Regions from separate parts of the Mus musculus genome. Here all the other regions are linked to region 4. The links are chromatin loops, found by intact Hi-C in ENCODE. Cell type or tissue: left cerebral cortex. All regions are shown on one strand. Links, peaks and the distances in the headings refer to the core of each region. The heading gives the core; the rest is flanking DNA.

The links. A loop is a pair of places that touch in the nucleus more often than their neighbours do. Peaks named below come from ENCODE experiments on the same cell type or tissue, not always from the same donor. Only the 100,000 strongest peaks of a DNase experiment are listed, where the experiment ranks them.
Region 1: it touches region 4 in a loop (2.0-fold over the local background); 11 of 42 quality-filtered maps call a loop at or near these places.
Region 2: a loop joins it to region 4, with 2.6 times the contacts of the local background. A loop is called at or near these places in 4 of 42 quality-filtered maps.
Region 3: a loop joins it to region 4, with 2.3 times the contacts of the local background. A loop is called at or near these places in 29 of 42 quality-filtered maps.
Region 5: it touches region 4 in a loop (2.0-fold over the local background); 12 of 42 quality-filtered maps call a loop at or near these places.

The regions. Positions count from the first base shown.
Region 1 is chr2:31,053,881-31,060,060 of GRCm38, reverse strand. Fnbp1 (formin binding protein 1) reads left to right here. Exons shown (of 17, transcript NM_001177648.1): 7 at 1,044-1,172; 8 at 4,487-4,633; 9 at 5,843-6,037. Among named protein-coding and RNA genes, the nearest start is that of Gm39786, 60 kb to the right of the region's middle. In left cerebral cortex, for the core only: CTCF peaks have their summits at 2,140 and 3,797 (motif pointing right); a DNase peak (open chromatin) is centred at 2,282; H3K27ac peaks cover 375 bases.
Region 2 is chr2:30,976,789-30,982,968 of GRCm38, reverse strand. BC005624 (cDNA sequence BC005624) reads left to right here and starts at 1,028. Exons shown (of 9, transcript NM_144885.2): 1 at 1,028-1,191; 2 at 1,427-1,486; 3 at 2,919-2,970; 4 at 4,004-4,074; 5 at 5,000-5,077. The coding sequence starts at 1,109. Usp20 (ubiquitin specific peptidase 20) reads right to left here and starts at 690. Exons shown (of 25, transcript NM_028846.5): 1 at 571-690. In left cerebral cortex, for the core only: a CTCF peak has its summit at 3,070 (motif pointing right); a DNase peak (open chromatin) is centred at 819; H3K4me3 peaks cover 1,533 bases; H3K27ac peaks cover 750 bases.
Region 3 is chr2:31,036,731-31,042,910 of GRCm38, reverse strand. It overlaps Fnbp1 (formin binding protein 1), which reads left to right. Exons shown (of 17, transcript NM_001177648.1): 12 at 2,397-2,506; 13 at 5,623-5,755. Among named protein-coding and RNA genes, the nearest start is that of Gm39786, 43 kb to the right of the region's middle. In left cerebral cortex, for the core only: a CTCF peak has its summit at 2,731; DNase peaks (open chromatin) are centred at 801 and 1,334.
Region 4 is chr2:31,147,766-31,153,945 of GRCm38, reverse strand. Gpr107 (G protein-coupled receptor 107) reads right to left here and starts at 1,630. Exons shown (of 18, transcript NM_178760.4): 1 at 1,465-1,630. The coding sequence starts at 1,587. It overlaps D330023K18Rik (RIKEN cDNA D330023K18 gene), which reads left to right and starts at 1,655. Exons shown (of 2, transcript NR_040334.1): 1 at 1,655-1,964; 2 at 2,696-2,897. In left cerebral cortex, for the core only: a CTCF peak has its summit at 2,951 (motif pointing right); a DNase peak (open chromatin) is centred at 1,644; H3K4me3 peaks cover 1,852 bases; H3K27ac peaks cover 1,025 bases.
Region 5 is chr2:31,073,076-31,079,255 of GRCm38, reverse strand. The region is part of intron 6 of Fnbp1 (formin binding protein 1); the gene reads left to right. Among named protein-coding and RNA genes, the nearest start is that of Fnbp1, 66 kb to the left of the region's middle. In left cerebral cortex, for the core only: no CTCF peak of the experiment used is centred there; a DNase peak (open chromatin) is centred at 2,736.

The DNA.
Region 1 (6,180 bases), core at 711-5,710, 94 kb after region 4:
GGCTATACAGAGAAACCCTGTCTTGAAAAACAAAAACAAACAAACAAACATATATATACATGTTAAAAATAATACAAACAAAAAACAAAAAAAAAAAAAAAAAAAGAAAAAAAAAAAAAAAAACAAAAACAAAAAAACCCCACCAACCTCATCTGAGCTGTGCCAGGCAGTGGGCAGACGTGGCAGGCAGCTTTGGTCTTTGTATTCACATCTGAGCATGCCTTCTTTCAGTCCTGGATCTTAATCCTCTATGGCATGGGTGCAGACAAGACAGTCGAAGCAAGTGAGATAGATGCTCATGTGCCCTGCGAAAGCTGAGCCCTTCTAAAAAAGCGAGTGCGCTTTTGACTGTGATACCAGGGAGTTCAAGGCCTTGTCTCGATAGATAGATAGATAGATAGATAGATAGATAGATAGAGTAGATTTGAGACTGTGTTTGGTTTGTTTTTAAGCACCTGCTGACCTGGAGGTGTGGCTCAGTGGGAGATCACAGGTAGGCAAGCATAAGGTTCTGGGTTCTTCAGTCAGTCCCCAGTACCACAAAAGGGTAATTTTTTTTTTCTTTTTTCTTTTCTTTTTTTTGAGACATGGTCTCCCTATGCAGCCCTGACTGGCCTGGAACTCATGCTGTAGTCCAGGCTGACCTCAAACTCACAGAGATTGATCTGCCTCAGCCTCTTAGTAGCCTAGAAGTAATTTTTCAGTGTGTAAGATAGAGACAGTTGGGCTGGTGAGATGGCTCAGTGGTTAGGAGTGCCGACTGCTCTTCCGAAGGTCCCGAGTTCAAATCCCAGCAACCACATGGTGGCTCACAACCATCCGTAACGAAATCTGATGCCCTCTTCTGGAGTGTCTGAAGACAGCTACAGTGTACTTACATATAATAAATAAATAAATCTAAAAAAAAAAAAAAAGAACAAACTGACTCATCTTTAAAAAAAAAAAAGATAGAGACAGTCTATCAAGTGATTTGGGCTGTGGTATGCCCCGATGTAGGCTTTTGTCTATCTGTATAAACAGTATTTTCTTACTTTTGCCCCAAGGCACGACAACAAGCTCAGATACGCCAGCAAATGGCAGAGGACAGCAAAGCAGATTACTCCTTAATCCTGCAGAGATTCAACCAGGAGCAATGGGAATACTACCATACCCACATCCCCAACATCTTCCAGGTAAGCGCTCCCCAGTGCTCAGGGTTTGTGAAGACAGGATGTTCTGATGGGACAGGCTCTCACTGTAGCCTGGAAGTCACTTTGTACCTCAGCTGGCAATCTCCTAGCCTCGGCCTCCTGGTATAACAAGTATGCATAAACACATCTGGCTTCCCAAATGTCCCCTGAGTGTGTTTGTGTGTGTGTGTGTGTGTGTGTGTGTGTGTATGTGTATGTGTGTGTGTGTGTATGCGTGCGTGCATAAGTCAGAGGTCAATTTGTAGGGAGTTTCCCAGAAGCTGCATCAGGTGACTTCACTACTGCCTTCAACTGCAGCCCCAGGGGATCTGCCATCCTCTCTGGCACCTCTGAGGACATCTGCACACACATAGTATACATAAACTCACACACACACACACATACAAATAATAAATCTTAAAATCTCGGGGTGGCTAGCCAGCAAGCCCCATGGATTCTCCTATTTTGGGTACCCTTACAGGTGTGTCCCACACGCCCAGTTTTTTTTTTTTATAGAGGTTTTGGGTATTGATCTCAGGTTCTCATGCCTGCACGACAAGCATCTTAGTCACCTAGCCATCTCCCCGGCCCCCGCTGAGTCGTTTCCCCTTAGCATGTAGATCAAACGATGGCCAGCAATAAGAATGAAGCACAATGTTAGCCCGCCGTTCACTGGGTGCCTGTGTGGACATCCTGGTGTTCATTGCACCCTCGTTTTTTGCAGGGGCTGAGATTTTACAACTGTGCCTTTTAGATGAGCGCTTCCTCTTTAAAGCATACTCTGGCTACAAGAATCGCCTGCCTAGCTTTAGGAGACAAAGCAGCATTCAGAGCTGTGGGATTTGAACAAACAAGTATTGTTTCCCTTGAATTGTTCTCCTTTTCTTTTTAAAATCTTTGTGAGAGAGAGAAGAGAGAAAGAGCAAGAGCGCATACAGACAGAATCTCACTGTGGCCCCCTGGCTGTCCTGGAATTAGCTCTGTTGACAGGTTGGCCTTGAACTCACAGAGATCCATCTGCCTCTGCCTCTTGAGTGCTAGGATGAAGGTGTGCACCACTATGCTGGCCCACCATTCTATTCTTTGTGGAGGCAGGCTCTCTCACTGATCTGCAGCCTGCCCTCCCAGCTGGGCTGGCCAGCAGCCAGTGCTGGAGATCTTCCGAGCTCTGCTGCCACAGTGCTAGGCTTATTTACACCCTACCCGACCCGGCCCTGGCATTTTTGCATGACTGTTGACATGTCCTTGTGGCAAGCACTTTACCAACTGAGCCTGGATCCCATTTATTTATTTTTCTAAGACAGGTTTTCTCTGTGTCCTGGAACTCACTCTGTAGACCAGGCTGGGTTTGAACTCAGAGATCCACCAGTCTCTGCCTCCTGAGGTGCTGGGATTAAAGTGTGTGCTGCTACTGGCTCTTGCATCTTTTTGGGTTTTTTTTTTCTATCTCAAGTTCTCAAAAATGGTATAAGAGACTCTGTGTGACACTTACTGTGGAGCACTGGCTTGTCACAGTCACAGCAAGCCTTACCTTCCATTTCAGCATGACAGTCAATCAATCAATCAGTCAACACACACACACACACACACACACACACACACACACTCCTGTTTGGAAACTTTTTGTCTGTTTCTTATTTGTTTTTGAGATAGAATCTTGCTGTGTATTCCAGGCCAGACTCAAACTAGTGATCCTCCTGCCTCAGCTTCTAGAACACAAGGATTACATCACCACACCATTTGAGGAATCTTTTAGGATTTGAGTTCCAAATGTAGAAAAGCCAAAGTGACTGACTGAAGTAAACCCCTGATGAGGTTCTCAGGGTCCCCACCACAAACCTTTAGGTCAGTATTTCTCAACCTGTAGGTCGAGACCCCTTTAGGGATTGAACGACCCTTTCACAGAGGTCACCTAAGACCATTGAAAACCACGGGTATTTACGTTATGATTAATAACAGTAGCAAAGTTACAGTAACAACAGAATACTTTTATGGTTGGAGGTGGCAGGTCACCACACCATGAGGAACTGTTATTAAAGGGTCATAGCGTAGGGGGCTGAGATCACTGCTGTGTGCTGTGGAGGGCAGGACTCTAGTTCTGTCTCAGCCTGGGTTGTGTTGAGACTGTTACCAAAATGGTTTTGTAAAAGATGGAAAGTGGAGGGATGTATATTGACAGGGAGGATTCTAATAAAACTAAAAACAAACAAACTAACAAAAACCAAACATGCCCCTCTGATGTAATCCCAGGACTTGGGAAGTAGAGGCAGGAGGATCATGTTAAAGCTAGCCTGTCTCCAAACAACAAAGTAATAATAATAAATAGCATAATAGGGCCACTGGGATGGGTTGTACTTCCTTTCGGTGGCACTGTGATAAGGTCCTCCCTCAAGGCCAGCTTCAGGAAGGAAGGGTTTATTGGCTCCCAGTTGAGGGTATGGAGCAGGATATCATGGCCCTGACTGCAACAGGAGGTCACATGCTGGCAGGAGCTGGGGACAAGGAATGGTGCGTGCTAGAGCCTGGCTCACCTTCTTATTTTAATTTTTTTCCTATATTTTTATTTTGTATATTTGAGTGTTTTGTCTTCGTGTATGTAGTCTGTGCACCACATGCATGCAGTACCTGCGTTAGCCAGAAGAGGTCACTGAAGCCCCTGGGACTATAGTTACAGATGGTGGGAACCAAACCCAGGTCCTCTGGAAGAATAGCCAGTGTTCTTAACCACTGAGCCATCTCTCCAGCCCCCTCTCCATATATATATATATATATATATATCACTTTTACATTTATTTATTCATGTGTTTAGTATGTGGCTATGTGTGGGGTAGATGCTTGTATCACAGCACACACAGTGGGCAGAAGACATACTGTTTTCTCCTTGCTAGGTGGGCTCTGGGTTTTGGATTTGGGTTATCAAGCTTGATGGCATGAGCCGTCACACCTGCTGAGGGGTCTTGTGGGTCTGCCTTTTTCCCCTAGGCTGGAACCCCAGCACAATGAATAATGACACCACATTTAGGGTGGGTCATCCCACCGCAGTTAAACTAATCAAGAAACTCCTTCCTTGGCATGCCCAGAGGATATTTGGTGATGGTAGATCCTGCCAGTTGAAATCAACGTTCCACATCACAGGAGTCTTCCAGCAATTACAATACAGTTGTGTGAAGCAATCACTACGCAGCCCAGCCGTTCATTGAACACAGCACAGCAGGCTGATCTATGACCGTACAGTAAACACAGGGGAGCAGTAGTCACCCCCAAACCACTACCTGGATTAGCAGCAGACCATTTTATACACGGTCTGATTTTTGCAGAAAATACAAGAGATGGAGGAGAGGCGGATTGTGCGTATTGGGGAGTCCATGAAGACGTACGCAGAGGTGGACCGGCAGGTGATACCCATCATCGGGAAGTGCCTGGACGGGATAGTGAAGGCGGCCGAGTCTATCGACCAGAAAAACGTAAGCATGCTCTCTGGGCTTCTCCTGGGGCCATCGTCCCTTCCTTGTCCCACCAGCAGCACCTCCTTCAGGGACCCTGGGAGTTGCTGGGTGTGGTCTTTGTCTTTTTCTACCTGAAAGCCCTTTCTTGAAGCCTTCAGGGTTTAGTCCCCACTCACAAAACACACTCGCAGGGATGTCACTAAGTTGAATGGAAGTGTTTTGCTGGGATTGGACTGATTTCTGGAAAGATTCAAAGTTCTCTGCGGCACCCGTGACCCAGCTGCCTGCAGAGGCGTGGGGTGTTTGACACCAGATGCTGATGGCACCCCTCATTGGATAGTCCATGTCACTTTCAGGTGTTGCCAAAAGTCCCTTGGGAGACAAAATTGCCTTTGCCTTTTGTTTAAAATACCACTTTTTTTTTTTTTTTTTGGTTTTTGGAGACAGGGTTTCTCTGTATAGCCCTGGCTGTTCTGGAACTCACTTTGTAGACCAGGCTGGCCTCGAACTCAGAAATCCGCCTGCCTCTGCCTCCCAAGTGCTGGGATTAAAGGCATGCGCCACCACTGCCTGGCTCCCTGCATTCCACTTTTAATGATCTCTGAAAAGTTTTATCAGTCTGGTGTGCCCTGCTGCCTTGGAATGTTTTAAATGGTAGATTTCTGTAAGAGAAAGTGCCAGGCAATAGGTGGTTTTCTTGTGTAGAGTTTTGATGGTAAGATATCTTGCCTCCCATTTCATTAAGACATGTTGGCTTTGAGCATCCTTCAGGGGCCTCTGCCACATTTGTAAGAAAAAAATTATCAGTGGTCCAAAAGGAACAGCACCCTCCCCCCTCTGACTGCATCCTACAGGAGAGCTTTCTACCTGAGGTGCTCAAACCAATCTTACCTTGACTGGAATTTCTTTTTTCTTCATAATTATGTCACCAGTTCAAGATCTCTCAGAAAAGTTTAACCGTCTAAGCGAAGCTCCCTCCAGGCACCCTGTTTAAGGGTTCAGTGACACGTCATACAACACGTGGACAAAGGATGAGTCCTTCAAAAGCAAAGCATCATGGGAGGTGGAGGCAAAACTTTGTGAGACAATCTCTCTAGCAATAAACACAGTGCTGAGGACCACAGTGCTGAGAAAGAGTGGGATTCTCAGTAGCATTTCTTGGGTCCTCCTTGGTCTGTATCATCGCCACTCTGGTGGTGACCTGCCTGTCCCTGGGTGTGATTGCAGGACTCCCAGCTGGTCGTAGAAGCCTATAAGTCAGGATTCGAGCCTCCTGGAGACATTGAATTCGAAGATTACACACAGCCAATGAAACGCACAGTGTCAGACAACAGCCTTTCCAGCTCCAAAGAAGGCAAGCCTGAGCTCAGATTTGGCGGCAAGTCCAGAGGCAAGCTCTGGCCATTCATCAAGAAAAACAAGGTACTGGCCATTTGGACCCTGCGTGGGCTGTGAGCTACAGATGCAGAGTCTCAGAGTTTATCTTTTGGTCTTAATCAAACTAAGATCTGGACTTCCAGAGAGCGAGAGAGGACAGTTAGTGTGCTGCGTTCAATTCACGATTC
Region 2 (6,180 bases), core at 362-5,361, 170 kb after region 4:
TAATTAAGGAGTCCCTAAAAGTCCCATGTGAGCTATTACGCATGCACTTATCCATCTTATAAGTGTTTATAGACACCTTTAAAAACTAACTACCGTCGCAACATCTCGGGGGTGTAAGGTGCTTATGGCAGAGCGACAGTCCTCCAGGCCAAACGAGTCCTCCCAAGCTCTCAAAGAGCAGTCCCTGGCCTCTGAACGTCAGTGGTACCTCTCCTAGGGACGAATGGCTGCAGGCCAACCTGGTATGGACAGTCAGCACCGGGACTGATATTCACCCCCGGCAAGGTGATCAGCTTTTGTGAGTGAGGAATAAATGTGCACGTCCGAGCCCTGGAGCCCGAGTGGCCTCCTGCTGGCCTTCCAAGCGACGTGCGGCCTGCTCAAAAGCCAGAGCCGTGGGGGTTCGGGGCGGGCACGGGAGTCGGTGATGGGATGATAGGCGGCGGGGACCTCTTACCAGGTCCTGGCCGCCCCGCAAAGCCAGGCCTCCCCTGCTCCCAGCGGCTGGACGATGATCCCCGCTCTAGCGGCCCAGCCCCCGGCAGCAGGCAGCAGCCGTCAGAAACTCACCTGCCGTCGCAACCGCGCCGCCTGTCAGTCAAGCTAGCCCACCGCGGCGCTGCCTAGAGTCTTGTGGCTCTGCCTGCCACGCCCCGCCTCCTCACCGTCAGACGTCCAATCGGGAGAGCCTATGCCAGGAGCGGGGGCGGTGTCACAGGTCACAGCCTACTAGAGGGCGGTACCGGGCACGCCGGAGGCGTGGCCGTGCGAGTGGTGAGTGCCCAAGCATGCCGGGAGTCGGGGGAGTGGCCGTGCTGCTGGGGTTTCACCGTGTGGTTCGAAGGCCGTCCTGTTGAGCGGTGAGCATGGTTACTCGATGGGCGTGGTCGAGGGTGTGGCCACGCGGCAATACCTGCCCTTGCTTTTCGGAGTTCGGAGTGGTTGCCTGCCCTGCTGAGGCGGGGCCCTACGGGCTTGGGGTGTGGCCTGGCAAGGCGGAGGCGGGTCTGAGTGCAGCCGACGCTCTGACGACACTTCTGCGCGCCGGAAGAGAGAGGTTCCCTGGACTACGCGTCTGGTAACGCAGCGCCAAGGGTCTGGTTCCGCTATGCGGATTACTGGGAAAACATTCCGCCGGCGCCGGGCTGACTCGGAGTCGGAGGAGGATGAACAAGAATCAGAGGAGGTTCGGTACGTGTTGCTGAGACAGGCTTGGGACTGGATACCGGCCAGCGCCACGCAGAGGCTCCTAGGGATAAGGCCACATCGCGGCTGGGAGAGGTGCCCCGGGGTCGCATGGGTCTGACTGCCGATGACCACTGGATCAGGGACTCGGCAAAGGGACATGTCCTTAGAACGGAGTTTGGCTTTTGAGTTCCGCAGGTCTCAACCTGTGCGTCACTTTTTATTCCTTTTTTTCCCCCAGGCTAAAACTGGAAGAAACCCGAGAGGTGCAGAACTTGCGGAAGAGGCCAAATGGGGTGAGGTGGGTACCACGGGGGTGGTCGCGGCGTCATTGATTTCCAGCTAAAACAAAAATTTCCAGCTAGGGTCGCAGTCACAAATCCCTCCTTTGACATACAGTTCTACTGATCATAGAGGGAACTAAGGTTCTTTATAAATGTTTGTCACATGCCCTGAACCTGATGGTCTATGGGTCTGCTCCAAGTCACTAACTGTAAATTTTAGCTGGACTGATGAATTGTGATTGACAACGTGTTAAGAGATAAGAATTTGGGAAACTTAGGTTAAAAAGTATAATAAATAAACAATAGCCTGGTTTGGTGCAATCCTATCACAGGGAGTTTGAGGGCAACCTAGGCTTCATAAGAAGAATAAAGAAAAAGAAAAAAACTTGAGGTAGAGAGACAGCATTTATAATAATATTTCCATTTATTTCCCACCTATTTCTTTTTTAGTTTATCCCATGCTTTTAAAGAGTTAAATCATCATATTACTGTGAGCCTCTGACCATGGTGTGTGTTTTCCAGAAAACCTTTTTAGAAGGCTGCGTCGTGTGCATTGCCAGGGGTGTGCACTATAACTTGCTACCAGATTGACTGGGATTGTGTGCTGCCTCACACCTAGACTCCCAGACTTGAGAAACTGAAACAGTGGGATTACCATGAGTTTGGTGCCAGCCGGGCCTGCAGAGTGAAACTGGTCTCAGCATCAACAAGGCCCATCCTAGTGCCATAGCACTGTAGTCCCAGCTGTGTGGGAAGATCACAGGTTTAAGGCCTGACTGAGCAACTATGAGACCTGGGTCATAAAGTAAACAAGAAATGGTGGGGATAGCTCAGTGCTGGTGTGCTTACTCAGTCCCTGTCAAGCCTTGGCTTCAGGTTTTAGGGTCATTTTGATAAATTTTCCTCTGGCATATGTCTTCTGATACAGATCCCTTGACTGGCAGAACCTTACTCTGTGATTTCCAGAATATCAAATGGCTTTGCAGGAGCGTGCGCCAACTGCTTCATTGCCTCTCACCCGACCCCCCATTTCACCATTCACAGCGAGCAGAGCACTGGGTTCTTCTTTGGCTTTTGTAACTACTGCCCACTACTCTCTCAGTTATGTAATCCCAATTGTCTCAGTTTGCTTCCTACTGCTGTGACCAGGACCAAAACAACTTGTACCCTTCCTGATCATCCTCAGTTATTGGGGGAATCATGGCAGGGCCTGAAGCAGAGACTGGAGGACACTGCTTCCTGGCTCATTCACATCCAGCTATGTTGTACAACACAGGCCCACTTGCCCACGGGGAGGAGCACTGTCCACAGGAGCAGGTTCTCGATTGAAGTTTCTTCTTCCCAGACAATTCCAGCTTATGTCAGATCAACAAAACCCTAGCCAGCACACTGATTTCCTCCTTGTCTCTGTGTTGTTTCTCTTTCTGTGGTTTGGTTTCTTTTGCTCAGTGCGGCTGCCCTGCTGGTAGGAGAGAAGGTTCAAGAGGAGACTACTCTGGTGGTGAGTGTTGGCTCCTCTCTGGGGCTGTTCTTCCTCTTTTTTTTTTTTTTTTTTAAGATTTTTTAAATTTATTATATGTAAGTACACTGTAGCTGTCTTCAGACCCTCCAGAAGAGGGCGTCAGATCTCATTACAGATGGTTGTGAGCCACCATGTGGTTGCTGGGATTTGAACTCAGGACCTTCAGAAGAGTAGTTGGTGCTTTTTTTTTTTTTTTTTTTTTTTTTGGTTTCTCTGTGTAGCCCTGGCTGTGCTGGAACTCACTCTGTAGACCAGGCAGGCCTCGAACTCAGAAATCTGCCTGCCTCTGCCTCCCAAGTGCTGGGATTAAAGGCATATGCTCTTAACTACTGAGCCATCTCTCCAGCCCCTGTGACTATAACCATGGTACCAGGGAGATAGCTCAGAGTGTTTGTTATGTAAGCACAAGAGTCCATGTTTGGATTCCATGGCATCCCATAAAAACCTAGGCATGGTGGCACATGTCTATAATCTGAGCACTGGGGAGGCAGAGAGGATAATGTAGCGGAATAAGCAAGCTGAGAGACCCTCTCTCTCAGTATAAGTCAAAGGGTTGAGGAAATGGCTCTGAGGCTAAAGTGCTAACATTGTTTCTGAGTCAGGCTCCTAGCACCCACATAATAGCCATATATGATAGCTTACATCTGTATTCCTACCAGGGGGTCCGGTGGAGTCATATAGATGTCTAGAGCTGGCTGACCAGCCAGTCCACCCAAATCAGTAACCTCCCTGTCTCTGAAATTTAAGGTGGAAAGTGATTGGGACAGATTCCTGAGTTTGGCCGCTTGCCTCCACAACCACACAATATGCACAATTACATATACATGCAGAGAAATTAAAACAACAACAACAGCAGCAGCATGGTGAAAGATTGATGAGAACACACAGCGTTAACATCTGGCCTGCACGTGTGTGCACATACATGTTCATGCACACCAGCACACTCGATGATGACACTAACTGAGCTGCTGTTGTTCTAGATGTGTCCTCTAAGCTGTGTGCTTTTCTGCAGGATGATCCTTTCCAAATGGCGACAGGGGGCATGGTGGACATGAAGAAACTGAAGGAGCGGGGCAAAGACAAGTAAGTGGGGGGAGCGGGGTGCAGACACTGTCGCCTGGGCCTGAGTGTGCAGGGACAGGGAGGGACATCCCGCATAGAGCATACCATAAGTGTGCCAAGGTACAAACTCCCAGGAGGGCTCAGAGCCAAGAGAGAAGATTCTTTTGTAAAAGGGTAAAAGGGCCTTGTTTGTTATTTCAGACATGGGGAGAAGCTTTGCATGAAAACATAGTTAGAAAATGATATACTGACAACCCAGCACTCTGCAGATGGAAACAGAAGGATTAGGAGTCCAGGGTCAGCCTGGGCTGCACTAGACCCTCTCTGAATAAAGCAACTGAGAAAATGTGTAAGTGTATTTAAGTAACTAGGGCATAGCAAGTAGAGCTGAGGGCCTGAGGTAGATCCCTGACCCTCACATAAAAGCCTAGTGGGACAGCGTGTATCTGTAACCCCAGCATCGGGTAAGTGTCCTGAGACTCGGTGGCCAAAATAATGAGCTCTGGGTTAGTAAGAGACAAAGGGGAGAAGCTAAAAAGAAGGGCACTCTGACACAACCTTGGCACACACAGAAACTTAACTATTATAAAAGTTTGCAAAAGAAAGCATGCATTCAGACTGGAGCGATGGCTCAGTGGTTAAGAGCACTGACTGCTCTCTTCCAGAGGTCCTGAGTTCAATTCCTAGGAGCTACATGTGGCTCACTAGAATCTGGTACCCTTTTCTAGTGTGTCTGTAGAGTGTGACGTGTACTCACATACATACATAAACCAATCAATCTTTAAAAAAAAAATGCACTCATTCCCCAAAGTCTCAGCCGACGTTGCCTTCCTGCTTGCATATGTGTCTAGCATTGTCTCTTTACATACCATCCTGTGTCTTATGTTTTCATGTGTGTTCTGTGGTAACTTGGCATCAATGACTGTGACCTGCTCCCTCCTCTCAGGGTCAGTGAAGAGGAGGATCTGCACCTGGGGACATCGTTTTCTGCAGAGACCAACCGGAGGGACGAAGATGCAGACATGTAGGTACCAGTGAGGCCCATTGTCTGTCTGAGGACTGTAGCTGAGCCCCAGCCAGACACAGACACTCAGACATGTCTCCTCACAGACGGAGGGTCTCGTGTTTCCTTGGCTGTGTCCTCTCCACTTCTCAGGCTTGGAATCTGTGGAAGGTGTCAAAGGTGGCTCTCTGTTTGCATTTATGTTTCCTGTCCTCCCTCCTTACATTCTCAGCTCTTGCCTTTCTTGATTAGTGATATTTTCTCAAAACACAGGGTTATCATGTACTTAGCAATCTTTTCTCTTGTTTTTGGTTTTGGTTTTGGTTTTTGGAGACATGGTTTCTCTGTGTAGCCCTGGCTGCCCTGGAACTCACTCTGTAGACCAGGCTGGCCTCGAACTCAGAAATCTGCCTGCCTCTGCCTCCTGAGTGCTGGGTATTAAAGGTGTGTGCCACCACTGCCTGGTATCAATCTTTTTCATTGAGGCCTTTAAAACATGGTATCAGAGTATCCCTCCCTGGAGCCCTTCCCACTAAGGAATTCTTCCTCACTTTTCCTTTATCTTGGTAAATCTGAGTTCACTGTGCAAGCAAGTGTGTGTGTGTGTGTGTGTGTGTGTGTGTGTGTGTGTGTGTGTGTGTGAATGAGAGAGACTGGGAGGGAGGGATGGAGGGAGGGAAGGAGAGAAAGAGAAAAAGAGAAAGAGGTGGGGGAGAGAAATAGAGAGGGAAAGAAACATAAGGCCATTTTTCTGTATTCAAAGAGCCTTGGATCTTGTCACCCCAGGATATCTGTTGTCATAATCTCCAGTGCACATTGGTGTTTTGAGTTCAGATTTTCAGAACTCACATGCCTGAAATTCCCACACCAAGGAGACTAAGAGTTAGGAGGACCTCACATTTGAGACCTATTAGGTCAGACAATTGTGAGACTGTCTCAACAACTTCCAGCTACTTTTATTCTTAGTTTTTCCATGAAGTGATAATTTTTTCGTTGGAGGCAGGTGTGTTGACACACATATTTAATCTCAACAGTTGATAGAAGCTGGCAGTTCTCTGAGTTTGAGACCAGCCTGGTTTACATAAAGAATTCAAGGCTAGTCACAGCTTCTCCAGTTTCCCCAA
Region 3 (6,180 bases), core at 642-5,641, 110 kb after region 4:
TAGCAACCAAGGTGTGAGGTTTTCCCAGTGACTTGTTTTCAAGTAATAACACTGTTGACATAGCCAGGGTAGCTATTGAGAGGGACCTGGCTCTTCGATGGACCTTTTATCAATTGAAGATGATGATTTTGTTGTCATGAGTAACTAGTCCTTCCTCTTCTAGGGCCAGTCACAAGCCACCAGCCTGCAGTGTTCCTTACAGGCGTCTCCAAAGCCATTCAGATGCCGTCCAAGCCTCATACATGTCCTAAGAGTCGGGTCACCACTGAACCAGCCACATTCAAGTGGGGCAGTCAGCTGTAGTAGCTGTACAGTGCAGCCACACAATGTCCCCAGCATCACAGAAAGTTCTAGAAGGCTCTCTGGCCACTGCCCAGATCACCTTGCTGACACAACTCCATGACTTGCATTGAATTTTGTTCCGTCTGAGATTTAAAAGCAAAACAAACAAAACCTCAGGGCTGGGAAAATGAGTCCAGAGGCGAAAGTATTTATAAGCCCAGCAGCAGGCAGACGTGTATATAAGCCTAGCACTGTGTGGGTAGAGTATGCAATGGGAAACAACCAAGATACCCTGTCTCAAACTACACACACACACATACACCAATCTAGGAAACAATGATCAGGGTCGCCAAGCTGGCTCACTGGAATGGGCTGTTTGGTGCTAACCCGATGAATTCCAGAGACCCACATGGTTGAAAGATGGAGCTGACTCCCACAGATTGTAGAATGAATACATATTGTAAAGATGGATTTTCCTCCAAGCTCAGTGCTTAAATAGAATGAGTAGAAAGCTAGACAGTGATGTTTCACTAGTGTGCGTGGGAGAGGGGAGCCGCTGGCCTGTAGGACCATGCTTGGCCTGGTGACAGGAATACTGCCCATCCTCTCCCGCTCCCACACCCACCACACACCCAGGGGGTCTCAGGATGGAGTGCTGACCTCCACCTGGCCTAAGGGGCGAGCCATTTGCTGACTCCTGTGCTCCCCCGGCAGCAGCTTCTCCTAATCAGCCTAGAAGCCTCTGTCACAAGCCCCCATGTAAGCTGCTTGGCAAATCCAGCTGGATTCCAGAATCACGTTCCCTGGGCCACCAAGTCAGTCTCGCTCTTGTTTGAAAAGAATTGAGGTTTTCAAGTAAAATCTCTTTTTATAAATTTCCTGGCTTTCTCTGGGTCCATTGAATACATTTCATTCTTTATGAAAATGGCCTCACTTAAGGAAGAGCTCTTGTACTGCCTTGAAGCCAAGGAGGCAGTCCTTGGAGGAAGACCAGCTCCCCGAGAGCGCCTACTGAAAGTACAGTAAGAGCCAACAGTGCAGTAGGAGCTTAAGAGAGTCCCAGCCAGGTGTGGTGACTCATGCCTGCGACCCTGGCACTCGGGAGTCTGAGTCTGAAGGATTGCACTCAGCTGAGCCAGAGCTGGAGAGACGGCTTGGTAGTTAGGAGAATGCAGAAGACCCAAGTTCTTTTCCAACATCCTGTAGCTCACGACCACCTGTAACTCATTCCAGGGACCCTAATGCCCTCTTCACTGAACACACAGGTGCACGTGTGCATATGGGCTATGGGCACTTACACATACAATTTTAAAATAAAATCTTTTAAGTCTGGGGAGGGGGGATCAGGAGCTAGATGTGGTGGTTTACCCCTTTAATTCCACTACCTAGAAAACTAAGGCAGGGGGATCACTGTGAGTTTGAGACTGTAGTCTGGAAGTACAATGCATGTCTAGCACATGTAGGCCTCAGGTTCAACCCTGCAGAGAAGGGGTCAGGGCGTGTTACCACACGCTCTGACAGTAGAAGCACGGGAGGTTGGTTTTGTACACTGTAGGAAGTAAATCTGGGGTCCCAGAGTCAGCGAGGGACAAGTGACACCAGAAGGGGGTGATGGTTTTTAAATCGTACTTTTTGCTCACATCCACAATGGAAAGCCTGTCTGTCATCTCACAGGGGCAGGAGCTCTGACTGCCTCAGCATTGAGAGGAGAGATGGTTAGGGACACTTCAACTAAGGGGAAAGCAGAGACTTAGACACAATACTGACAGGAACTGGATTACATTAGAGAAGCGTCACTTCCTGTCCTGGGTGGGAATAGTCAGAGTATGCAGTCTCTAAATGTGTCTTTGGGTCTCCTTCTGGGTCAGAGCTATTTCCCCCCATCTCTCCTGCGGTGTGGTTGACCCTGGCCTTCCCTGTGTTGCTCTGGCCCTTGCAGATGACACGTGGTGATTTGTGGGACTTCCCAGGTCTGCATGTGTTTGATTTTTGCATCTCAGCTGGTGCAGCAGGGAAACATAGCTGGCTCAGCAGGTCTGCAGGCTTGGTCTGCCTGCTCCTGCCCAGGGGCACTGCAAGGCTCTCTGGTGTCTCATTTATGTTTGTGTCTGCAGGGTGTCACACCAGAAGACTTCAGCAACTTCCCACCTGAGCAGAGAAGGAAAAAACTACAACAGAAAGTTGACGATCTCAATAGAGAGATACAGAAGGAGACGGACCAGAGGTAAGGCAGATGTGCCCTGTCAAAGAACCCAAGCTCAGTCTGGAAAGAAGAAATCCAGTGTGTGTGTGTGTGTGTGTGTGTGTGTGAGTCTGTGTGAGTCTGTGTGAGTCTGTGTGAGTCTGTGTGTGTGCATATACACGCATGCATGCGGTACCCACAAAGGCCAGAAGGGGCATCAGAACTCCTGGAGCTGGAATTATAGGCAAGTTGGGAACCAAGCTTTACTCCTTGTGATGAAGCAGTACACTCTTACTGCTGAGCCATCTCTTCAGCCTCTAAAACATAGAAAGGCATAGTCTTGGCAGGTGGGTTTTTTTTTTTTTTTGGTTTTTGAGACAGGATTTCTCTGTGGAGCCCTGGCTGTCCTGGAACTCACTCTGTAGACCAGGCTGGCCTCAAACTCAGAAATCCGCCTGCCTCTGCCTCCCGAGTGCTGGGATTAAAGGCGTGTGCCACCACGCCCGGCTCTTGGCAGGTGTTTTTGTTTGTCAAGTGCAGGGCTTCTCTGCAGAGGTTGTATTTTGAGTCTGGGAAACAAAACACACATGGCTAGCTTTCATAGGTCTCTTGTTCTGAGTGAATGTATGAAGTGTTGTTTGCTTTCCCAGTCAATGGAAGGAAGATATTGGGGTCCCAGGGTCATGAGCTGGAGAGGCCACCAGAGCGTCCCTCAGCCCCAAGGTACAGAGGTTGGCACGACTGTACTTCTGATGCAGGCATCAAGGCACAGGGTGCAGGTGTCCATGACTCTCCAAGCAGAGCATCACGGTGTCTCTGTTTTATTTCTGGGCACACTGGCGACGGGACAGTGCAGGGTAGACACTTTCTTGAGGTCGTAGTCATACAGTAGACAGTCGTTTCTCCACGACTTGCCTTCCGGAATTAGCTGCTGCTGGTCAGACAGGGTCTTGGGTCTGGGTCCGGACAGTCTCAGTGATAGACTCCACCTCAAGGGTGAGGGTCTCCCCTGTCAGGGCCCTTGTGAAGTTCTTGTTGGCATCAGCCACATCGCCTCAATACGAGTAGTCTTAGGGGTTTTCTCTCAAAGGTCAAGGGGGTTTTTGTTTTTTGTTTTTTGTACAAAGGATGGCTAAGATTCTCTCCTCTCTCCCCCATATCCTGCCTTTGAGTCTAAAATCTGTTTCTCTTTTTAGTTGAGGATAATTAAATATTAGTCTTCCAGCAGATTCTCAAGTCTCCTTCCTCTCCCCCCCCCATTGTCGTAGTCGTCGTCGTTGTTGTCGTCGTCTTCTTCTTCTTCTCCTCCTCCTCCTCTTCCTCCTCCTCCTTTCTTCTTCTCGTCCTCCTTCTCTTCCTTCTCCTTCTTCTTCCTCCTCCTTTCTTCTCTTCCTCTCCTCCTTCTTGTCTGTTTGTCTGTCTGTTTATTTGCAGACCAGGTTGACTGCAAACTCCGATTCCTGCCTCTCTGCCTCCTGCCGTCTGAGACTACAGGAGGTATAAGCACCCCAACACACCTTCGTTGTTTTGATGGTTGTTTGTTTGTTTGTTTTTTGAAAGAGTCCTACCCTGGAAGTCATTATGTCACCCATGCTGGCCTCAACTCAGAGTAGCAATCCTCCTGCTGCATCCTCCCCAGGGCTGGGATTACAGGATTGCACCCCGTATGTCTTTTCTCTGAGCGGTATAGTGGTCTGGAAACAAACTGTAACTGGTCTGCTCTGGTCACTAACAGACTAGCATCCTGTGTGCAGCTCTGCCTTGGGTACAGGGAGTCTTAGGAGGTTTTTCTCAGAGGTTAAAAAGGGTGTTTTAACCGGGCAGTGGTGGTGTGCGCCTTTAATCCCACATAAAAAGCCAGGCACAGTAGTGAGAGTCTGTAACCCCATTGCTGGTAAGAGGTCCTGACTCACAAAACAAGTGAGGTGGCTGGAGAAATGGCTCTGCAATTATGCACCCATGCTGTGTTCCAAGTTCAGACTCCAGCACTCAGAACAAACCCAACATCCCTCAGACACTTCTAACCCAAGCTCCAAGGTGGGTGGAGTCGGCAGGATCTCCAGGCCCTGCCTCAGAGGAAAGGGGACAGAGTGATGCAGGCACGGGACTGCCTCCGGTGGCCGCTGGGTATTCACACAGGTGTGCATCTCACAGGCACGAGTGTGCATACGTGCACGCATGTACACACACACACACACACACACACACACATACAGAGTTGTTGTTGTTGTTGTTTTAAAGAAAAAGAAAAGGTAGACAACAGATAAAGACTCCCAACGTGACCTCCATGTGCACACATACCTACACACACACACACACACACACACACACTAAAATCAGTGAACTTATAGATTCATCTGAAGCAAAGGGATGGTCTCACTGTGTAGCCCAGGCTTGCCTCCTGCCTTGACCACCTGAGTGCTGAGATCACCAGTGTGTGTCGCCAAGCAAACAGGGTGATAGGTTTTAACAGTACCTTTTCTTGCTGGGCGGTGGTGGCACACGCCTTTAATCCCGGCACTTGGAAGGCAGAGGCAGGCAGATTTCTGAGTTCAAGACCAGCCTGGTCTACAGAGTGAGTTCCAGGACAGCCAGGGCTACACAGAGAAACCCTGTCTTGAAAAACCAAAAAAAAAAAAAAAAAAAAGTGCCTTTTCTCTTTTAAAGATTTGTTTATTTTATGTATATGAGAACACTATAACTGTACAGATGGTTGTGAGCCTTCATGTGGTTGTTGGGAATTGAATTTTAGGACCTCTGCTTGATGGGGTCAACTCCACTCGCTCCGGTTGACCTGCACACTCCGGCCCAAAGATTTATTTATTATTATACCTAAGTACACTGTAGCTGTCTTCAGACACTGCAGAAGAGGGCATCAGATCTTGTTATGGATGGTTGTGGGCCACCATATGGTTGCTGAGAATTGAACTCAGGACCTCTGGAAGAGCAGTCAGTGCTCTTAACCACTGAGCCATCTCTCCAGCCCAACAGCTCCTTGTCATTTAAAGAAAAAAAAATTGAGTAAAAGGTGGTGTGGAGCCTGTGATGTTGGGGATGGGGTATTCTGGAAAGGACAGTGACAAAAAAAAAAAACAAAAAACAAAAAAAAACAATTGGCTCCAGTCTCAGTGCCCGTGTTCTTGTTATCCCTTTCTCAGAGATGCCATCACCAAAATGAAAGATGTGTACCTAAAGAACCCTCAGATGGGAGACCCAGCCAGCCTGGACCAGAAGCTCACCGAAGTCACCCAGAACATAGAGAAACTGCGGCTGGAGGCTCAGAAGTTTGAGGTGTGGAGAACAGGGAGAAGCTGGAAGGGGAAGGGTGTCTCTGGGCAGGCCCCCAGGGGAACCCCCATACCTACCTCCTACCTTTTCAGTGGTAGGTGTTACAGGAGAGCTGGGCTGTGTCCCAGGAGAGGAAAACCACCCGCCTGACATGTGGCGTGTGGGGTTTCCCAGGGTGACCTCACAGTCACCGGACTGAGTCAGAAGGAAGTATAGAATAATTTTATCCGTGATTACATGGCTGCCCAAGAGTTTGGCCCAGTGGAGCCTGCTGTCTGTCCTGTGAGGTGATTGGTAAATTTGGTCAGTGGGGGCTTTCCTACCTGTCTCCCAACTTTCAGAAGAAGGAAGTCGTTGTCTGTGAGCCTACCTGTATAGTGCAGGGTCTGAGACATCAGGCTTTAAGTGACTGTCTAGCTCTGAATTAA
Region 4 (6,180 bases), core at 836-5,835:
CCCAGTGTGTCTTGTTACAAGTAGTTTTGTTTCTAATTCCTAAGCTTTATAAACTCAGCTAAATTATATACCCAATAAAAACAATCTGCAAACCTCAAAATGCGAGACTTTAGAAATCAGGAGTTCTTACCCTCAGAGTGATGAATCTGCAAACTTGGATACCTTGATTAAACTGTACCAAGATTATGAAGCTACAGAAAGGCCAAGAAAGCTGTTAAGATGTAAGATGGTCTTACTTCAAAAAGCATTTCTCTGGGGAGAGTGCCTACAGCTTTCAGTGGATTTTATAAGGAGCCAAGATTGATCTGTCTTGCTGTAGGTAAGAGTCACTTTACTCAAGATCATTTGTTTGTTTGTTTTTCAAGACAGGGTTTCTCTGTATAGCCCCGACTGTCCTAGAACTCACTTTGTAGACCAGGCTGGCCTCGAACTCAGAAATCCGCCAGCCTCTGCCTCCCAAGTGCTGGGATTAAAGGCATGCGCCACTACCGCCCAGCTTCAAGATCATTTTAACAATCAAAAGCAGACAGCCCAAGTGTGCCTGTATGGATTTGGCCAGGTTTCAAATCTACAGTCTGTCTGGACCCTTTAAACGCTACATTCACAAGCCTTTATCCTTCACACCTAATGGAAAGTGTTTTTACAGACAGCTGTGTCCAGATCCGCAACTTCTTGGTACACTGACTATTAGGAAAATGTACAAGGCTTTGAGTCATAATGATGTCACTTTCTGTTCTCCAGGTATATTAACCGGCTGCCAATCCTGTGTAAGCCTTAGAGAACTTTCTACTGTGAGTTAGCTACCATAGCGGTTCTTGGTGGTCACTTCAGGCCTGTCATAAACATCTTCCTTAGGCAATGGCCATAGAGCGGGAATGAAAAAGGCCCACTACTTAGAAACACTTTGGATGCTGAGTTTAAATCCTCAGGCTTGTTCTTTCTTATTTTTTCTTCTTGAAACCAAGGCATGTATTTCAAGAGAGATTTGAATTCCTCTTGGGGATTCTGGCTTTGGTCAGTCAACCGAGCACCCTAAACCAAGCAAGGAAACAGGCTAAGATTCCGCACAACTTCAAAGCGCCAGATCAAGGAGCACAGAAGGGCGGAGATCGCGGACAAGAGAACTTGGAATTTAAGTTATGAAAGGGTGAATTAGGGAAGGTTGCCACCAACGTGGAATCCAGGGAAGCCAGCAGGAATCGCAGGAGTGGCCTCCCAGGTCTTTGGGTATTTAGGCCGCATCTGGGCCCCTTCCTCAGGACCTCAAACCTGCAGGGACCAGACTACCCGAGGAGGCCGCACGGCGTAGTCCATCCCTACGGGGCGGCGCAAACCCCCTGGCTCAGGGGCCGAACTTAGGAGATCCCGCTGGGCTGAAGTTGGCTCAGCCCGGGACAGCGGTCGCGCTCCCCCCACCCCCCCGTCGCCACTCCCTGATCCTGCCCCCAGCCTGCCAGGCCTTACTTTGAGCGCCAGGTGATGGACGCGGCCCAAGACGGGGTGGACCAGCAGCTCCAGCAACGCCAGCAGTCGTAGCAGCCGCAGGCAGAAGGAGCCGAAGCGGCCGAGGGGTACCGGGACGGCCATGTTTGTTCCAGCATCACCAGCTGCTTCCTCTCCCACCCACTTCCGGGTCAAAGTGCGTCGTCCCGGAGGTGCTCTGGAAGGGGGCGCGGCTGCCGCCTCCGAGGTCCTTGAGATCGTTTTACTGCAAAACGCAACTCTGGTCACGCAGGGACCTGAGCGGACCACCTCGGCACTCTTCAATTGGCCTCCCAGGACGGACTTCCGGCAAAGCCCCTGTGAGGACCCTGAAGCGTTTGCCATGACAACCATGGCGGGGCAAGTTCAAGCCGGGCCTCCTTTCTGCCTTGCCGGGCTTGGGGATTGAGGGGCCTGGACCAAAGTCTGGAACCCGCAATGTCCGCCACTGACCCTGGCGGATGATTGGACTGCCTTCGGTGGTAATAACTTAGAAATTGCTGGCCTGTCTTAGATTCCTTGACTTATTATCATCCTAGGCCCTTTACACAAACTTCAGCTTGAAATAGTTGCAGTAATAGGATTTATTGAGTCCATAGGAAGCCATCCACTAGGCTTTTTTTTTTTAAGTGGCATTTAATCTTTGGGACAATCTAATTATATAAGAGGTAGGTGTCAGGCTGTTCCTCTGTTCTACCTAAACTCTAAGAAATGGTCATTTTGGCCAGTCTGAGCTGGGGATCACATGCAGATTTTTAACTGATACGTCATTTTGTCTTGTGTGATTTCATGCCACCGCTGGAGTCTGAGCCTTAATGTTTTCTATTTTAGTCTCTTTGGAAACTTAGCTTCTAGTCCTTAACACTTAATGGAAGGACTTGGTTGTAGGTCCCTGGTACCAGGGCTTACAGGAAACACTCGTATTAAAATAGCTGATAACCAAGTTGGTTTAGTTCTTAGATTCTTGTTTTTAGCTGGACACACAAGTAACATATGCTTTTGTGTATGTGCATGTAATTATTTAAGCAAAATAGGACACAATAAAAACACAGGGAACTCTACTACCAGGCAGCTACCACTATGTAGGTGTGTGAACACCTATGACAGAATCAGATTCCTATAGCTTTTTAACTGGAACTAGTAACAGGATGTATTTTGAAGGTCTGGTTGGTTGCTTTTCTAAGTTTTTTATGTATGTGTGTGCCATGTATAGGTACCTGAGAGGACCAGAAGATGGTGTCAGATCCTCGGGAGCTGGAATTGCTGGCAGTTGTGTGTTGCCTGACATCATGAGTACTAGAAAGTTAACTCAGGTATCTATCTATAAGAGCAGTAAGTGCTCTTAACCACTGAGCAGTGTCTCTAACCCAACATGATAGATCTGTATATATAAATACATATAGATAGGAAATTAAGTTTGTTTTTATGTTGTTTGTGTGTTTATAAATGCCATGAGGTGTACCCATAGAGACCAGAAGGGGGCATCAGATCCCTGCAACTGAAGTTACCTTGGTTGTCAGCCATCCATTGTGCTTGCTGGGAACCCAAACTCCAGTCTTCTGGAAGAACAGGAACTCTTAGCTGCTGAGCCATCTCTTCAGCCCAATATGATATACTTTAATGCCACAAACTGTGAACTTCAACAAATTCACTTGGAGCCAGGAGGTGGTGGTACACATCTTTAATCCAAGCACTCAGAAAGCAGAGGCAGGCGAGTGGATATCTGAGTTCAAGGCCAACCAGAACTACTCAGAGAAACTTCGAATTGAAAACCCAAACAAACAAACAAACAAATCGATTTGTTGGGACTACACTGTCTAATTAAAAAAAAAAAATCGCCGGGCATGGTGGCGCACGCCTTTAATCCCAGCAGAGGCAGGCGGATTTCTGAGTTCGAGGCCAGCCTGGTCTACAAAGTGAGCTCCAGGACAGCCAGGGCTATACAAAGAAACCCTGTCTCGAAAAAACCAAAAAAAAAAAAGAAAAGAAAAAAAAAATCACTTGGGAAAATATGGAACTAAAAGTGAGATGGTTTTGGAGGCCCTGGTTTTGCCTCTGTGCTTGCACAGTCTTCATACACTGATATACCCCGAATCCTTCCCCTGACTTAAAAACCAGGCCAAGTTCAGTCACACCCTCTTCAGAGGCAACAGTAGAACATGCAGGTGGAGACACAGAGGTTGGGGTTTATCTTAAGATGCATTTCAGTTTCATGGGAGGGAAAGGCAGTGACACTGGCTGGCTGGTGGCTAGCCTTGTCTTCCCTTTACTTGGGTCTTGGGCCATCTCTTTTGAATATGCAATCTTCCATGTTTGAACAGGATTTTCATCTGATCCCACCCCCTTACAGATAGATAATGAAACCTAGAGCAGGAAACTCTGGAATTACTCTTTTGCAGCCCTACACAGAGAGGTGAGAAATTATTTTCTGAGTGAACTTGATTGGCTATGTGATCTACGTTATGTCATTTATAAGAGTCCTATGAGATGTCTTATTTCCTTTCATCAGATCAGGTTTGGTTAGATTAGTTCAGAGGCAGTCTGTCTGGGTATAAATGGCCCACCAGCACAGGCAGACTCACCCTGCTCACAAAGCCCAGGACAAAAGCCCGTCTTGCCTCATTGAGAACGAGGCCATCGCATGCGTTGTTGGACCGGAAAGCTGTATAGATAACCCAGATTTTTCTCCTTGTTTACTAGGTGTGAGATCAGTGTCAGGGAACATTAGGTAGCTTTTTGAAGATCATACAGCCCTTGGGCAGTTTTAGCTGGCATCTGTGAAACCAGGACTGAAACTGCCATGGAACACTCTCACGGCTTCTTGCCCAGTATTATGAAAAGCTTCTTACTTTAAAAAAAAAAAAAAGAAAAAAGAAGTATTATTCTATTTTATTGTGTGTATGTGTGGGGTTGGGGAGTGTGTGTGAGTGCAAGGTTCCTGGAGGCCAGGAAAGGGTTAGAACCCCTGGGGCTGGAAGCAGGTCGTGGGCCCCATGACATGGGTGTTGGGAACCAGATTCACGTCCTCTGCAAGAGCAGGGCATGCTCTTTTTTTGTTTTGTTTTGTTTTTTTGGGTTTTTTTTTGACACAGGGTTTCTCTGTATAGCCCCGACTGTCCCAGAACTCACTCTGTAGACCAGGCTGGCCTCGAACTCAGAAATCCGCCTGCCTCTGCCTCCCGAGAGCTGCCTCTATAACCGCACCTGTCTGATTTTTATAAGTTTATATTTTAAAAAAGGAAGCAAGCAACTGCAGAGATGGCTCAGCAGTTAAGAGCACTGACTGCTCTTCCAGAGGTCCTGAGTTCAATTCCCAGCAACCACTTGGTGGCTCACAACCATCTGTAATGGGATCCGATGCCCTCTTCTGGTGTGTCTGAAGACAGCTACAGTGTACTTACATATAACAATAAATAAATCTTTAAAAAACAAACAAACAAACAAAACAAAAACCAAAAGAAACAAAAAAAAAAAAAAAAAGGAAGCAAGCTGGCATGGTAACAGCCATGACAGAGAGTCTGAGGTAAAAGTCACCTGTTGGGGATATATTTACTTATGTGTATGTATGTATTCCTGAGTATATATGTATGCATGCCACATGCATACAGGAGTATGGAGAGGCCAGAAGGGACCATTAGATCCTCTGAAACGGGAGTTGTAAGTATTTGTTGGCCACCCTATGGGGCCTGAGAATTGAAACCTAGCTCCTCTGGAAGAGTAGCCAGTGCTCTTAATTACTGAGCGACTTCTCACCCCCTACTTAAGTGATTTTTATTTTCGTTAAAAAAAAAAAAATTTTTTTTAAAGATCTTTTTTATTGTTATATGTAAGTGCACTGTAGCTGTCTTCAGACACTCCAGAAGAGGGTGTTAGATCTCGTTACAGATGGTTGTGAGTCACCATGTGGTTGCTGGGGTTTGAACTCAGGACCTCTGGAAGAGCAGTCAGTGCTCTTAACTGTAAACAGATGAATTTTGAAGTAGGTTTTCCCTTTTTGCTGTGGTACTGCGGATTAGACTAAGGCTTCGTGCATGCTGGACAAGCCACTGCACTATATTGCCATCCAACTTTTACTTCTTAAGGTTCATTCCTTAACTGATAATTGTCAGCACTTAAGGGCACTTACTGATGTTGCCGAGGACTGGGGTTTGTTTCTAGAACCCACATGGTGACTAACAACTACCTGTAACAACAGTTCCAATGGATCTGGTGGCCTCTTCTGGCTCCTGCGGCCATCTGGCACACATACACGTAAATATAATAATAATAATAACCCAGACACACGCCTTTAGTCTTAGCACCCAGAAGGCAGAGGCAGGTGGATCTCTCTCTAGGTTAGAAACCAGCCTGCTCAACATAGTGAGTTCCAGGACAGCCAGAGCTACATAGTGAGACCCTGGACGACAACGATGGCAATGACAATGGCAATAATGTGGGACTGGAGGAGTGACTCGGTGATTAAGGGCACTTGCTACTCTTCCAGAGGACAGAAGCTCAGTGCTCAGCCTGCAAATCAGGAAGCTCACAACCGCCTGTCACTCCAGTTCCAGGAGACCCACACACACTCACACATATACACATAAGTAAAAGTCATAAAGACCAATAAATAATAAAGGTCAGTGCCATTTTTTAGAAAGTCTGTCTTTAAATTTGACTAATACTAAAGAGCGGAATGTGCAGATATTCTCAGTTCCTCTT
Region 5 (6,180 bases), core at 332-5,331, 74 kb after region 4:
ACACAAGCAGCCTGAGAAGCAGCTTCCCGACAGAGAGTGCACTGTTTTCTACACACCCGCATTAAACTGAAGTGTAGCTGAGGCCTGGTGCAGAACCTGACCCTGTCCTGTGACTGCTGTCTCTTCTGTAACTTCTACTGCAAGACAGGGCATTGTCTAACAAACTACAGGCAGTGGCTGCTACAGGCAGCTGCAGAGATAGACAGTGATGGTTGAGCTGGGTTCTTTGTCTTTTATAAACTTGCAGTGTCAAATTTTTGTTTTTCGTGTGTGTGTGTGTATGAGTGTGTATGTGTGCGTGTGTGTATGAGTGTGTGTATGTTTGTGTGAGTGTGTGTGCATGTGTGTGTATGAGTGTGTTTATGTGTGTGCATGTATGTATGTATGAGTGTATGTGCATGAGTGTGTGTATTAGTGTGTGTATGTGTGTGCGTGTGTGTATGAGTGTGTGTGTATGAGTGTGTATGCATGAGTGCATGTGCGTGTATGAGTGTGTATGTATGCATGTGTGTATGTATGTGTATGAGTGTGTGTGTATGTGTGTGCATGTGTGTGTATGAGTGTGTGTATGTATGTGTATGAGTGTGTGTGTATGTGTGTGCATGTGTGAGTGTGTGTGTGTGTGAGTGTGTGTATGAGTGTGTGCACGTGTGTATGAGTGTGTGTGTATGAGTGTGTGTGTCCCACAGTGCTCTTCAGGAGTTGGTTCTCTCCCTCAACTGTGTGGGTGCTGGCGACAGAGCTTGGATTGTCAGGCTTGGCAGCAGATGTCTTTACCACTGAGCCATCTCCTGACCCTTTACTTTTCTTGGAAATACAATTCTTCTGTGGTTCCAGTCTCAATGTATGGTCTCTCTTAGCCACAAAGAGTTTGTGCGGCTTCTCTCCACACTTCGAGAGGGGTGACAAGGCAGAACTCTCTAGATGTTTATTGTGTGTTCACTCCTCCCTCCCCTTCTTCCTTTTTCCTTTGTGTGTGTGTGGGGGGGGGCATGGTTGGGGGAGACAAAGTTTCACTCTGTAGTCCTGGAACTCATTTTGTGGCCTCCAACTGAGATCCGCCTGCTAGGACACAAGGTGCGCGCCATTGCCACCTGGGCGACCTTCTCTCTGGTCTAATCCTGAGGGCTTTTTGTTACATGACTCAATTTGAGGAAATACTGAAAAGTTAAATTATTGCCAGGTGTGGTGACTCTCAGCTTTAGTCCCAGCACTCGGGAGGCAGAGGCAGGTGGAGCTCCATGACTGTGAGGCCAGGCTTGTCTACCAATTCCAGACCAACCACAAAACAAAACAAAACAAAAAGGTTAAATTAGACTAGAATTCTCAATATAAATTCCAAAGAGCAGACCGGTTTCTGTGAGACTGTGCCTCCCATTTTTCTATGGTAAGATGACTTCTAAAAGTATGGTGGTGGGGGGGAACATCACAGCTGTAACACCAGCACTCAGGGTGATCGTTCACGCCCAGTGTGGGCAACACAGCAAATTCCAGGCCAGCCTAGGAGACAGAGAAAGACTCTCAGATCACCCCTCCCGGAAGTAAGGGCAATAAAAGCATAAAAGTTTTAAGAGTTTGAAGGTAGTTGCGTTGAAGCCATAACACAGATGTCTCCATTTTGAAGTTGGACAGGAGGTGGGCCTGAGTCTTTATGAAGGGAGAATTATAAGCAGTATGGACAGAGGAGTGGAAGCTGGGGTGTGGTTGATTTAGGTCCTGGGCATGGAATTAGAATCTCTCACTTTTTCCCACGAAGCTAAGTCCAGCATTTTACATTTGTCTTTGTATTTAGATATTCATGGGGGGGGGATTAGCTCACCAGTCGAGGTCAAAGGACAGCTTTCAGGAGTTGGGTTTCTCTTTCCACCATGTGGGCTCTGGAGATTGTCAGACTTGGCCGCAAGCACCTTTACCCTCTGAGCAATCTTGCTCACCCCTGATTTCAGGCTTTAGTTTTGATTCCTTTTGTGTGTGTGTGTGTGTGTGTGTGTGTGTGAGAGAGAGAGAGAGAGAGAGAGAGAGAGAGAGACAGGGTCTCACTCTGTAGCCCTGGCTCGGAACTCACTGTGAAGCCTGTGCTGGTTTGCCTTTTCATTGCCTTGGTAAATACCATAACCAAAATACCATAACCAAAAGCAACGTGAGGAGGAAAAGAGGAATTGCATCTTGTTACTTACAATCCGTGATGAAGGAAAGTAAGGACGAGAACTCGGAGGCCGCGGAGGGGTGCTGCTTACTGGGTGCTCCCCGTGGCTTGCTCAGCCTGCTTCCTTATACTACCATGACCACCTTCCCAGGGCTGGCACCGCCCACAGTGAGCTATGTCCTCCCATAGAAAACATCAGTTAAGGAAATGTGTCAGAGATAGGATGCTGTACATGCTGTTAATCCCAGCACTCAGGAGGCAGAGGCAGGTGGATCTCTGAGTTGAAGGCCAGCCTGGTCTGTAGAACAAGTTCCAGGACAGCCAGGGCTATACAGAGAAACCCTGTCTTGGGGGAAAAAAAAGTGGCCGGGCAGTGGTGGCGCACACCTTTAATCCCAGCATTTGGGAGGCAGAGGCAGGTGGATTTCTGAGTTCGAGGCCAGCCTGGTCTACAGAATGAGTTCCAGGACAGCAGGGCCATACAGAGAACCCTGTCTCGAAAAACCAAAAAACAAAAAAGTGTTGTGGGGCTGGAGCGATGACTCAGTGGTTAAGAGTGTGCTCTGCTTTGGCTGAGAACCAGAGTTTAGTTCCCCAGAACCCACAGCAAGCTCATGACTGCATGTAATTCCAGCTCTATGGGATCTGACGCTCTCGTCTGTCTTCCTCAGGTCCCTACAGAATACACACACATATACACGCACACACACTCACAATTAAAAATAAAATAGAATATTTTAGATGTCCATAGATCATGTGAGAGTGTGTGTATATGTGGTGTGTTTTAATGGTCTTAGATTATATGATAAACTGTTTTAAAGAGAAAAATTAAATTGAAGCCAAGAACCTCTGCCATTATTAAGCAAGAAGGTACTTTGCTCACACAATTGTCTGGTAATTATCTTAAGACCCTTGCCATGGGCAGCCTAGGACACAGCCACCCTAAGAACCCAGTTCTAGTGCTTGAAGCAGGGGCCAGGGGCGCAGATCTGCTGAGACTGGATACAGATGGGCGGCAGAGTGTTAAATTGCTTTACCATTTGAGGAAATAGTGTGTGTCTCCAGCTCGCCGCTCCTTCAGCTTTTGGACACATCTGGAATGACATGGTTGCGTGCTTCCTCTGCAGTCCCTGGGCAACTGAGTTGCATCTTTATTGAATGTGTAAGCATCTTTCTCGCTTGCCCCTAATTTTGTTTTGGATGAAAGTGTCTGACTAGTTCTCTGACGGAATCCTGCAGGACTCAGGAAGGCCATGGAAGGCAAGTTTTTTGGTTGTTTTTTTGTTTGTTTGTTTGTTTGTTTGTCCTGGAACTCACTTTGTAGACCAGGCTGGCCTCAAACTGAGAAATCCGCCTGCCTCTTCCTCCCGGGAAGGCAAGTTTCTTTCTTTCTTTTTTTTTTTTTAAAGATTTATTTATTATATGTAAGTACACTGTAGCTGTCCTCAGATCTTCCAGAAGAAGGCATCAGATTTCTTTACGGGTGGTTGTGAGCCACCATGTGGTTGCTGGGATTTGAACTCGGGACCTTCGGAAAAGCAGTTGATGCTCTTAACCACTGAGCCATCTCGCCAGCCCCCAGCAAGTTTCTTAAAGACAGCAATGGTGTGGTCCTGTCAGTACCTGGGACACCCATAGCCTGGCAGCAATCTAGAAAACAATAAAAAAAAAAAAAAAAGAAAGAAAGAAAGATCAAAAGAGGAACTAGGAACTAGTTGGTACAAATGCAGGAAATATATTTTGCAACTGCAGCTTCATCTTGGAACCTAGAAGAATTTAAAAACACTTTCTTTGCTTTTGGGGGTGGGGGTTAGGAGGAGGTTGAGACAGGGTTTCTCTGTTGTAACCCTGGATGTCTTAGAACTTGCAATGTAGACCAGGCTGACCTCAAACTCAGAGAGCCACCCGTCTCTGCCTCCTGAATGCTGGGATTAAAGGCATGTGCCACCACCACCACTACCCAGCAATGATTTATTTATCTTTAGGTACATTTATATTTAGGTACATTAGTGTTTTGCATTCATGTGTGTCTGTGAGAGGGTATCAGATCCCCTGGAACTGAAGTTACAGACAATGCCATGTATGTCATGGGAATTGAAACTTGGTCATTTGGAAAAGCAACCAGTGGTTTTTTGTTTTTTTGGCTTTGTTTTGTTTTTTAAGATCTTATTTACTATTATACATAAGTACACTGTAGCTGTTTTCAGAAGTGCCAGAAGAGAGCGTCAGGTGTGGTTGTGAGCCACCATGTGGTTGCTGGGATTTGAACTCAGGACCTTAGGAAGAGCAGTCAGTGTTCTTACCTGCTGAGCCTTCTCTCTAGCCCAATACTTGTCTTTCTTGAGACAGGGTATCACTCTTTAGACCAGGCTGCCCTCAAACCCACAGATCGGTTTTCCTCTGCCTACCAAGTTCCTGAGACACACCAAGCTAAAATACTTTTCATTTAAACCAAGAGAAATTTGTAGAAAACTAAAAGGAAAATCGTAGATATTGGTCTTTTATAAGTGGGTCCCTAAAAGATACTTTGTTATTCTGTGTTTGTTTCTGGGCTATAATCAGGGGTCAGAGCTGTGGAGACTGCATTTCCTTCTAAAAGCAAAGCTGCAGCTTTTGAGTTAATTTGCAAAAATATCCAGTGAACCCCAAACATTTTAGCTCCTGCAGGGGCAGGAAGCCGTCCACGGCTCAGAGAGTGTATCCCTGCCTTACTAATGGGAAGAGCGGAGGCAATTTACTTTATCTCTGAGGTTTCCTTCTTAAGGAATAGGATTATACACCTCGGGGGCTGTCTGAGGTCTCCGTGGCCTGTGATGAATGCTAAGTGGGGTGGCCTAGCCCTCTCCTACAGGACCACATGTGTGTGCCACGGATCTCACACAAAGGTCAGAGGACAGCTTTTGGGAGACAGTACTCTCCACTGTGAATTTTTCAGACCAAACTCAGGCCATCAAGCATACAAGTGTTTTACCCACTGAACCATTTCGCCAACCGACATTAGGTTTTTGAGAGCACAGTTTGCTAAGTAGCCCAGGCTAACCTCCAGCTCACAGTCCTCATGCTTCAGGCTCACAAATGTTGGGATCCAAGGCACGTGGCCACTACACATGGCTTTAATGCTCTGCTAATCAAGTGAATATAGGTGGCCTCAAGGAGTTGCAAGCATCTAGACGTTCAGAAGAGCACTCATTGGGCAAGTACTGCTTCGCACTAGTTAGGTCATAATAGATGCCTTCATGAGGACTCCGACTAAGAGAAGACACACAAAGAGTGTCGGATATGGATGGCGAACATTCCGTGAAAAGCAAGTGGCCTGTTAGTGTCATCATCACTGTGACCAAAGGCCTGGCAGAAACAGCTAGAGGGAGGAAAGGCTTTGCTCAAGGTTCTAGAAGTTTCTTTCTGTCCTAGCAGAATAAGCATGGTATAGAGGAGCAGCTCCCATCACAGAAACCAGCAAAAAGAGACCCAGACAGAGGGCAGGACAAGAGCTCTTCAGAAACAGGGACCTGCTTCCTCTAGCCACGCCTCACCTGAGACGGCCCATCCTCTCCCAGTGGTCTGCTCAAATGCTAACTCAATGGAAGGCTTAGTCCATTGGCTGTGCCAGAACCCTCATCTCCCTCTGTGGACAAGCCCTTGAGACTCACCCAGAAGTGCCTCACCTCATGGGTAGTTCTCAGTCCAATCAAGTTTACATTCAAGACTGACGTGGCACGGTGGTGTGATACAGTCTGTCTATACTCCTAGTACTTGAGATGCTGGGGCAGTAGGATTGTGAGTTTGAGGCCAGTATGTGCTACATAGTGAGTTGGAGGTCAACAACGGTCACATAGTAAGATTCTTTCTCAAAAAAACAAAAACAAAAATACCCACAATTTTGAAAGAGAGAGAAAGAGAAGATGATGGACTGTTGAGATGGCTCAGCAGGTAAAGGCATTAGCCACCAATCCTGTTGACCCGGGTTTAGTCTTAGGGACTCAACTCTCTCGCACACGTTGTCCACTGACCCCCATGTGTGCACTATGACACAC